Regions from separate parts of the Mus musculus genome. Here region 1 is linked to region 2. The links are chromatin loops, found by intact Hi-C in ENCODE. Cell type or tissue: gastrocnemius. All regions are shown on one strand. Each heading gives the region's core, and the rest is flanking DNA. Links, peaks and the distances in the headings are about the cores only.

What was found. Peaks named below come from ENCODE experiments on the same cell type or tissue, not always from the same donor. Only the 100,000 strongest peaks of a DNase experiment are listed, where the experiment ranks them.
Region 1: a loop joins it to region 2, with 2.2 times the contacts of the local background. A loop is called at or near these places in 7 of 42 quality-filtered maps.

What each region holds. Positions count from the first base shown.
Region 1 is chr8:126,751,660-126,757,039 of GRCm38, reverse strand. It overlaps Gm45805 (a long non-coding RNA gene), which reads left to right. Exons shown (of 3, transcript XR_003947622.1): 3 at 195-1,467. Among named protein-coding and RNA genes, the nearest start is that of Gm45805, 4.0 kb to the left of the region's middle. In gastrocnemius, for the core only: no CTCF peak of the experiment used is centred there; DNase peaks (open chromatin) are centred at 2,306, 2,516 and 3,284; H3K4me3 peaks cover 425 bases; H3K27ac peaks cover 2,584 bases.
Region 2 is chr8:126,799,782-126,805,161 of GRCm38, reverse strand. It overlaps Gm31718 (a long non-coding RNA gene), which reads left to right. Exons shown (of 8, transcript XR_879375.3): 8 at 1-455. Among named protein-coding and RNA genes, the nearest start is that of Gm45805, 44 kb to the right of the region's middle. In gastrocnemius, for the core only: no CTCF peak of the experiment used is centred there; no DNase peak of the experiment used is centred there; H3K27ac peaks cover 2,179 bases.

The DNA of each region.
Region 1 (5,380 bases), core at 269-5,268, 48 kb after region 2:
GGAGTCTGTCTTAGAAGGTTCTACCATGGTTCTGTGATATTAAGCAATTGTGATCATGATAGTAGATGCTGTTCCTTGAGGACCCTCCCCTGCTTCTGTGGTATAGGGCAATAAGATGGAATGAGGGGGTCTCACAGATGGGATTAACTATGGGGACTGTGGAAAGCATGGACTACTTATATTGATACCCACAGGGCCCTGTCTTCCTGAAGTCCTGCGTTTCAAGAAGCCCAAGCTCAAGGAATCTCCTCCAGACATGTGACAGACCTCAGCTGGCAAAAATCCTTCTTCAGGGCTACCCAGCTTCTCACCCACAAAGGTCAACGCATCTGTAGCTTTCAAGTCTCCTGCTGGATGTGACATCTGCCCCGGGTTGGGAGCTAAAATGCCTTGGCTGATTTTTTTCTGGGATAAAGTCAGAAGGAGGGCTCCGACAGTCTTTCTGAGCTTTAAGGTGTAGACTACAGCCTGTGTGGTTTAGCAAACCAGCATTTTACGCTTGGATGTGAGCTCGGGAGCTCTGTGACTTGGGTTCATTCCCGTCTCCTCAGAGTGTAAGCTGCATGAGTACTGTGTGTTCCTTGTTTTATCCCCAGGACCAGGAAGAGAGTCCAGGGCCAAGGGCAAGCATCTGTAAACAGTTGACAGAGGAATTAGCATGCCAATAGCTTTGAACAAATGAATGGAACTAAGTCAGTTTGGGAACTGAACTCAGCCGCTAATGAAGCTACTCATTGCACTTAACCAAGACCCCACTTCCCTGAGACCCCCACTTCCATCTTCTTTTTCCCTGAGCAAATTTAACTTATTGTTTTGTCTCAAAATACCATTACTGAAAACCTTTCCTCTGCAGTCCTTAGTGTGCCTCACGTTGTCTTAAGAATGCATGTAGCACGAGATTGCAACCAGAAGGAGACAATTACTTGATTCCTTACTCCCTGAGTCCCGAGTTCACTGGTTCTCTTCTGCAGGTATTTCTCTACAAACTGACAGAGCTTTGCTGAAGCCCTGCTGCTGGAGGCCTCTGTGTAACACCCTCCTGTGTAGGAATTTGGTCATGGAAAACATATCAACAAAGGCCTCTCTTTAGGCTTACCACATGAGTGCATGGTCTTCATCCTCTAACGGCCCATGCTTGGCACCAACCAGCCAGTTCCTCATTTACCCCAGGGGATCAGGCTCACTTCTGTATTTTGACACTTGCCAGTCATGCTGTCTTTACCAACGCCAGCAAGTGGGAGATGGCATGGTTCTTGCCGAAACTTTGGGGGCCTCCCACGGATGCGGCACCTACCACTAGTACATGTTACTCCTTAGAGAGGGCCTTAGGATACTCAGAAGATCAGCTGATCAGGGATTGATAGAAAGCCCAAAGATGCTTCCTCCCAGAGTAGCCCAAATGTCATCTAATATGCTTGAATTCTCACTCTGAGTATCGCAGGTTTACCCAAATAAATATTTTCATTCTCAGAGTCTGTGCCTGATCAAATTACCCAAAGACTGTGCCTATGGTTGAAAAAAAAAGTTCCCCTGTTCTTCCTCCTTGCTCCTGGCAAGTGCCCTTCTGCTTTCTCCATGAGCTTCGCTCTTCCAGGTCCCTAATGTGTAAGATGATGGCTTTCCACTTCTTCTTGGCCCTTCCTTGATAACAGAGATTTCCAAACACTACAAAGTTTTAGGATGATACAGGGGTCTTGGGTCAGCTAGACAAACAAACATAGACCCCACATCTGCTCATATGGAGCCAACACTCACAGTAGATTCATCATCATATCTCTCTCTCTCTCTCTCTGTATGTATGTATGTGTGTGCATATGGAGAGCAGAGGTTAACACTGGGCTCCTGTGTTTGCCTTTCCAGGTGGGAGGCCACACCCCTGTGCTTATGTGGATGCTGAGGACAGGATTTCTGGTCTTCATGCTTCTACAGCAAGTTCTTCATCTTTTGAGTCATCTCCTCAGCCTCACAGTGAACTTGCACCCACAGAGGATTAAGATGGATCACAGTACATTGGGTTAGCTCATTTCACATATCAGATATGATCTATCCATCTGATAGGGTCATGGGTATGAAACACGGGAAGATGTGTAGGGCATCTATGTGAAATACATCTAATGGCGTTTTTCACAGGCCTGGTCCCTGGCTGGCCGTCTACTGATCCTGTTTACAGACAGTCACCTTCTTGAGTCATCAAGATTCTCCTCACATCCCTCACTGGTGTCAGCACAGCTAGAGCAGGGCCGTGGAGCATGCATCCCTAAGGGTTAGAGCTTACCTCACCTCAGCCTCCATGCCAAGCAGGCAGGATGCTGCCAGTAAGCTAAAAATGCACGGGAGTCGTTTGGGTGAAGTACAGTGGGGTTTGTGTTTATGTTGGGTTAAGGTGAGCCCGGGCCTAACTGTTGCCCAGTTGGGTGGTGAAGGAGGACTGTAGGAGAAACCGGGGCACCCAGGGTTCTCCATGGCCCAGAGACGCCCGATGACACTCCCAGTGACTGCTGCTGTCTATGACAGATTGTCTGGGAGCACACCTCACCTTCAGCTTATAAATAGAATCATGTCTGAGGAGATCTGCACAGTGGGCAGGTGCCATCTGTGCCAAGGTTTTGTTTGTTTGTTTCTTCACTTGGCTTCCATCCAGGGTTGAACACAGAGCTGATCGCTGGATGGGGCCATAAGTAAACAATAGATCCATGGTGTGGTTTGAAGATATGAGTTTCCCATGACACAGCTGTAATGGCCCCGGTGTCCCAGTGGTACATTTCAGCCCTTAAAACAATAAATCCTGGTGCAACATTGTATCTATTGCATTGTTTAAGGAAACTAGTACCAGTTACAAAGAAGCTGCTTAAAACATACCCATGGCCCCGTATATATGCCTTTTCTAAGGGAGGTGGATGGCTGAAGAACCCAAGCTCCTCCTATATTGTTATTCTGTATGCCCTATACCCTTTTAGACCTCTGTCTAGAGGCAGAACTTGATGAAGATGATACTTACCGTATTCTGGAATGATGGGGGAGACATACCCTCATGCCAATCTTGCACTATGGAAAGTACCATGCTGGTGTGGCTGGGCAGTTAGCCTCCTCTGCCATGATAATAGCATGAACTTCCATAGCCTCAGTCTCTGCATCTGTCAGATACAGGACAACGGAGTCTGCTTCTGAAGGTTACTGGAAGCACCAGCACTGATTCATAGAGGTTTTGCTGGGCCACAGTCAGTGCTATAGATGTTACATTCAAGGCTGTGACCAGTGCCAGAGAGAAGGGCTCTCTCACCATCTGGAGGCAGGGAGTACATCCCCACCCCAACTGCTTTCAGTTCTATGCCCATGCCTCGCTTCTGCCTGAACAGGCCTCCTAATGACCATTATGCAATATGCATTCTGTGTTTTGATTATTATGCTAATGCAAGCCTATTTCATTGTGATTACAGTGTGATATGTATTATCTATTCTGATGATTATGTATATGCAAATGAATAGCTCACTCAGACATGTGTCTCATAGGCTCAGTCTTGCTAGGGCACTGGCAGAAGCTTTTAAATGTTGCCCTCATTGTTTGCCATTGTTCAAAATATCTTCTATTAAAAAAGCAATGCAGGTCATTGTAAAAATGGCCAACACACAGACAGCAACAGAATGGGACTCAGAAGCCACTTTCCCGCCCTCTTCTTTACTTGTTGCTTGGATAAGTAACCGTTGTGAACAGTCTGGGCAAATCTTTCCAGAAATATTCTGTGCTTAGACACAAGCTATATAAATGCTTCTACTTTGCACAAAAGCAAATCACACTGAAATGTTATTTTTCTTTTCCACTATTTTGGTGTCTGGTCTAATTTAGTATTTTTAACAGTCAAGCAGAAACCCACGATGGAGATGGCTGTAGTCTTTCTCCTCAGAGAAGAGATGTTTAGGGATTGTTGCCAAGGTATCAAATTTCTCTTTTTTTTTTGAGAGCTAAATGTGTGTGTTCCCTAAACCTGCTTCCATCCTATCACAGATACTTCCAAACCACAGACCCATAGGAAGAGCCCACTAGCTTCCCATTATACCTCTGCTGTGGTTCCCAGAAGTAGATGAGCCTGGTCCCAAAGCATGTGTTATGAAGAGTAAGTCCACAGAGGAATCAAGGGGTCAAACACCCCCATCCTGTGCCTGCAGCCTCAACTCCCCGGAAGAACAGAGCACCAGAGATACTTGGTTTCCCTTCAAAGACACGGTTCAGGGCTCAGTTCATTCCAGTCTAGGTTCTCAGCACAGCACAAACCAATGGCTTGTGCAACATGAAGAAGATTTGGTCAGAGAGCGATATTTTTGGGTGTGTGTGGGGGTGACTCTCCTGTCTCCTTGAAAGAAATAATTTGGTTGTGGTGGTTTGAATAAGAATGGTATGCCATAGGATCATATGTTTAAATGCTTAGTCATCTGGGAGTGGCAATATTTGAAAGGATTTAGTGGGGTGGTCTTGTTGGAGAAAGAGTGTCACTGGGGGGTGTACCAGCTCTCTGAAATGCTAAGCAAGCCTCTAATTAAATGCTTGCCTTTATAAGAATTGTCTTGGTCATGGTGTCTCCTCACAGCAATAGATCAGTGAGCAAGACACAGACAGTTTAAGTAGAAGTTTACTCCAAAGACTCTAGAGGGGGAGGGGGAGGGGGAGGGGGAGGGGGAGGGGAGAGGAACAGAAGGGCCCGTGACTTAGATTATTTTGATACTCATTACAACTGTGAAACCCTCCCCAAGAGCAGGCTCCTATCGATGGACCTCCTAAAGCCAGTGCTTTGTCCCACTTTGAGAATTGCTGCCCTGGAACCTTCTATTTCTCTGTGCGTGTGATTTAAGCAGAAATACTAGCAGTCTCGGGAATGTGTAAGATTTCTGTCAGGAGTAAGTGAACTCTGTCTCTGAGCTGAGCCTTCCTGAACATGGGATGATATTTTTGACCACAATGATCCTTACGGAATGTTTTTCTCTCTGTTTTTTTCTGGAAAGAAAATAAAATGTATCCATTTCCAGTTACCTCTGTGGATAAGGAGTAAAGAACAAGGAAGTGTCCCGGGGCTCTCATTCCTGCAGATGTAGGGATCTTTTTATTGCCTAATGTGCTTTGGGCCAGACTTGCATCGGTCCTATTTTTAGACTTGGTGAATTTGGCCTCTTTTTCAACAGATCATATTAATGAACTACAGATGGGCCATAATTGATTCCTTTCTGTCACAATTATTTCACAGGCAAGCCGAATGCACTCAGTGTCTCCTTGGTGACTAGTTACCTGGTTCCTAAAAATCCCCACTAGATCTGCAAGCAGGTTTCCTTTTTGGCTTGGACAGTAGAGGACAGACTATCTGAGATGGATCCAGAAGTACTTAGATGTGTA
Region 2 (5,380 bases), core at 207-5,206:
AGGTCTAAAAGATGAAAGGGTCAGGAATACCACACACTTTCCCACGTGGCCATTGACGAGTTGGTGTCAAGGAAACAGAGAGGAGAATGGTTGTTATTATGGGCTGGGGGAAGGAGAGGGTAGTTAACCAGGCTAGGGAACAGGTGGGAGAAGTCACTTCTAATGTTTTGTAGCATGCTACAGTCACTATGGTTGAAAACAATGCATCAGGAGATACATTGTTTTATAAAGGAGATACATTGTAGCTTAGAAAGGAGATACATTGTAGCTTAGAAAGGAGATACATTGTAGCTTAGAAAGGAGATACATTGTAGCTTAGAAAGGGGAAGGTTTTCAAGGGTTCTTGTACACAGAAATGATAAATGTTTTATGTGATATGTAGGCCAATTGCCCTGGTGTAATTTTTACACCATGTATACAGGTATGGCAACATGTTATGTCTCATTCATATATACAGCTAGTATTGTCAATTCAATAAATATTAAAATGGGGGGAGGAGTGAAGTCTCTGGGGCCAAAAAGCCCTTCCCTCAAGGCCACACTGAATATCCCGATTGCTCGCTGGTCCTTTAGGCTTCTTGTACCCATTTTTAGGGTTGCATACAGAAGCAAGGAGCCTGGGCTTTCCCCTGCTCCAGGTCTTCACCTAGGATCTCGTTGCTGCAGGTTAAAGCCAGGGTTAACCAGTCTAGAGCAGGAAAGGCCAAGTCACCATAAATGGGATCCCATTTGCCTGCAAATGAACCTGTGGATCCAATCAGATAAGCAGGGGCTGCAGAATGTTTGTGGCAAAGGGAAGTAGGAACGAACGTTCTGTGCGGTTCCTGGAAGGCACTGGGGTTTTTCGTGGGGGAAGTGACTGCTCTGTAGACAAGAGGCCAGATCATCAAGCTGCTTGTCACCTCAGTCTGAGGAACCTATAGGGCTCTGTCCCCACCCCCCTGCCCCCCACTTTGGGGATAACCAACCCTGGCCACTTCCCTACAGTGATTCACCTTCTTGAGGGCCCACAGGAGTCCACACCACCCCAAGCTGCACCGCCTCGCCTTCTTCTTCCAAACTCTTTTGCTTTTCCTTTTCTCCCCTGTATCTTTCTTGAGACAGTGTCTTGTGCAGCCTAGAGGGGCCTTGGACTGCTGATGCCTCTGACTTTACTCCCCGGTGCTGAGAATGTCTTGCTTCAGGTTTATAAAGTGAGGAGATCAAAGTCAGAGCTTTGTGTGTGCTAGCCAACCCCTCGAACAACTGAGACACATTTGCTGCCTTCTTTAATTTCTTTTTTTGAAAAAAAAAAAAAAGTATATCTCAGAGATGTCGCAAGAATAGCAAAGGGCATGCGCGTGTCTAATCTGTTGTGATGTATAAGGGACGTTGTCCTTCCTCTCTTCCGTGTGGATGTGACTTACAATTTTGACTGGATAGGGTGAGGCTAGGTGGGAACACCATAGGAGCCTGAGAGGCTTCAGAAAAGCATCTAGTAGGCCCATTGTCACATCTGGCCAGATGTCCCAAGGTCACCTTTTATGCTTACCTTACCAGTTTCTTTAGTTTATTTTTAAATCTACAATGATCTATATCCTGTCTCGAAATTTCCCAGCATGGATTTCAAGAGTTGTTAGTATCGTGAAGGAGAGATAGAATATTCTCGGACCTAAAGCAGTAAGGGATCCTGGTTGTGATGTGATGGGCTCATGGGTTATCTGCAGAAGATCTGTGCTGGGAGCACACAGAGCACAGTGTTAACTTGGGCCCTTACACAAAGGTTTCTGGTGAAGAAGGCTATGCAAAGTTAGGGCTACATTCACATGCAAGACTGGAGCATCTGCAGGTCAGCAGACCAGCCATTGGGTGAGCATAAAAGAGAAGTGTGATGCCCACGGGGGCACAGTGGCAGTGTCTGTCCTTCTCTCATCAGGTGGGAGGCACTGGCAGCCCCCCACCACACAGGAGCCCTGTACTTGGAGAAGCTGAGGGAGGCGATCTGGAGAGGGGTCTCTGGGTCCAGCTCCTGCCCACAACCAGGAGGTGAGGAGGCAGATAGTCACAGCAGGTGAGCCCTGGAGAGCCCTTCCTGACTTCGGCTTCACTTCCACCTACCCTGCCTCCTGTACTTCTCTCCAGTGGGTCTTAGTGAGTTGTGTACTCTGTAAACATGTCTGCCTTCCTAGGAGAGAAAGTCTGATAGGCAGGTGTATTTGTGAGCTTCCCTTTGGGAACAGGTTGGCACACACATGGACGTGCACCAGGCTGTTTCTCCATACAGATCCACTCCCTCACCTCTGCCTCTGCCTGCCCTGCTCCTTCCTGTGGGTCTGGGGTTCCCCTGAAGGATGAGCTCGTGTGAGAAGGCTCAAGGTGGTGAGGATGCATGAAGGGCCCGTGGCTACATTTCAAGTTTCCTCTTTGTCCTTCCCACTTCCTCTGCCTGAGCTGTGGGCACCACCATCTTTGGCCATGAGGATGAGGCCACTCATTGTGAGGACAGTGCAATACATAGCCCATCTCTAGATACGTCTCTAGGGTACTTCTCAGTGCTTCCCCCTCAGGACAGAGCTACAGACAAGGGGTAAATGAACACCTTGCCTTCCCAGAGAACCATTTGGCCACCATGATGACATAGGCTTACAGGGTTTGTCCTTGACGTCTGTGTAGATGAACTCTGGTGACTTAGAGCTGCTTGAATCAAGCCATCTTCAAGGTAACTCTGTCTTTGGTCAGAGCTATTGTAATTAGGGTAACAGGTCATGTCCAAGGTAAGACACCCTAACATAGTAAAAATATAAGCATGGCAGTTTATGTCCCTCATAGAGCCCAGAAGGGAATGATTCGGTCTTCCAGAGCTTCAGTCTTCTCCAAAAATACTGTTCCACCCTCCATAGGATGGGTCTCTTCCTATGGGTGCCCAAGATGGTAGCACCCATAGTTCAAGCAACATAAGGAATGTGGAGTCATGGGACTGCCTGGATGCATCTCTACCACCTAGAACCTTCCACATGGCTTTGAAGGATGATACTCACTCAGAAGGAGGATGAGAGTGTCATCTCCATTTGCTTGGCTATGTGCCTAGATGAACACGCTGCTACTGTAGAGAGCAGTGGATAGGCTGTGTCAGGCCACCTGTAGTCTTTGTCACACCTATGACTTGGGTAACAGGACAGAGAGGCCTTGTGTTCTCTTCACTCCCTCATTCTGTATTTTGTTGCTTTTCTCGTTCCTGTGATCAATATATCTGATAGGAAAACTTAAGGAAGGAAGGAAGGATTGATTGATTAATTGATTGGTTGGTTGATTGGTTGATTGATTGTGCTCATTGTTTCAGAAGGGTCATGGTTCCTGGTCTATTGATCCCATGATGGACTTGAACAAAACATCAAAGCAATAGGAGCATGTGGTAGAGAAGAGCTGTTCATGACTGTCCAGGAATGAGAGTGAGAGGGACAGAGACAGACAGACAGACAGACAGACACACACACACACAGACACACAGAGAGAGAGAGAGAGAGAGACAGACAGACAGACAGACTACGGACTACCCACACCCAGTAACCTAATTCCTCTAGCTGAGCCTCACCCCCTAAGTTTCCAGAGCCTCCCTAAATGATAATACAGGCTGGAAAGCAGGCATCCAAACCCTGAATCTGGGGCAGACATTATATATTCAAACCATAACACGCTCCCCCTGGCCCAGCACTCGCTGAGGAGTGAAGTTGGTCTACCGTAGCATCTGTTAGAGATGGGGCAAGGAGGCAGCATGACTGGTTATTAGGATTGAATATGGGAGGCTGTCCTCCATCACACATGACAGTGCAGGCACAGGCTGCACTCCACTGTAGACAACACAAGGCAAAACTGAGCAAAACCAAACCAAACCAAAACAAACCAAAACAAACCAAAACAAAACAAAAAACAAAAAAACGAAGTCAAGCCACCCAAAGGCCAAGGACCATTTGTCATCCCCGAAAGGCCAAGGTGGAGCTGGAGATAGCACAGTGCGTTTATCCCGCCAAACCATGGGTTCATCGTGACAGCCTCTTGTGTCCTGCTGGTAACAGTGTGATTGAAGATCACACTTACTTTAGGGTGGGAATTTAAGTCTCCTCTCGGTGGCTTGGGTCTCAAGGGAGCATGTCTAAGGCAGGGAATGGCTCCCCAGAGAGCTGTTTCAAAACCACTCACAGGAGAGTTTATTTTGCTTTATTAAAGAATGGCTAGCTAAGTATTCCCTACTGTTCTCATTCTTGGGGACCTGAGAATACGGACAGGATACTTAGCCGGAGCCAGGAGATTAGAAGAAGGGTCCTTTGGGCTGTTCATTCCCTACTATTTCTGGACCATGGTGGATCATCCCAGATTCCAAAGATACTACTTGGTAAATGTGTCTCAGCCCCTTGAAAACAAAACACTCGTTTTCGTTTTTGTTTTTCAAGTCGATCTGATCTTGGGGCCCAGATTCTTCCTATTATAACCATAGCCACACTCAAACATCCCCGGTGTGTACAAGTGCATAGGAGGAGTGGCTGGAGTCTCAGGTGAGGTTCCTATGACCCTCTCCACCCCACCTTTGAGGAACCAGTTAGCAATCCACCTACAGTGATGGTCGCTAGAAGCAGGCACAGCTGACTTTGATGAAGACGAGCGCTGTTTGATAGTACAGGGCCATCACCATCCATCACCATCCATCACGGCCGGCCACAGTCCCTCCTTTGCCCTTTGTCTGTGGCCGCTGTTTAATCCCGCTTGCTTTGATCTGCCTACCACACATTGCTTCTCTCTCTCTCTCTCTCTCTCTCTCTCTCTCTCTCTCTCTCTTTCTCTCTCTGAGAAAGAGAGAGAGAGGGAAGCCACATAACTCACAGCACCCACGAAGTACACTTTGAAAAATGGAATAATAATGCACGATTTCCACACTTCCATGACTTCAGCCAGTGGCTGATTTCTCTTGTATATTAGTTACTTCTGGGTCACCACGACCAAAATATCAGGCAGAAAGACTTCCTGAAGGGAAGAATGGTTTGATTGAACTCTCAGTTCCCAAGAGTTCCCACTCCTACAGTGGGGAAGGTTTGGTGGCATTCTTTGTGACAGGCCCTTGTGGCTGAAACTCCTCATGTTTCTCTGGGCTGTACGAGTACACCAGACCAGGAACAGGGCTGTACTCTTGAAAAGTCCATCCCTAGTGACCCACTTCTGACAGTTAATCCCCTTATATAGGCTCCAAGCACCTACAGTCGTGCAGCTGGGATTGAGTAGGGTAAGGGAGCTGGGATAGGAGTGTGTTTCAAGCTTGTCAGAGTTGGCATGTTCATTAGGAGTGAGTCTGGTGGTGTCCAGGAATGCTGATGTCTTCCTTCACAATTGAAAGGCTAGGAAACTTGGAGCAG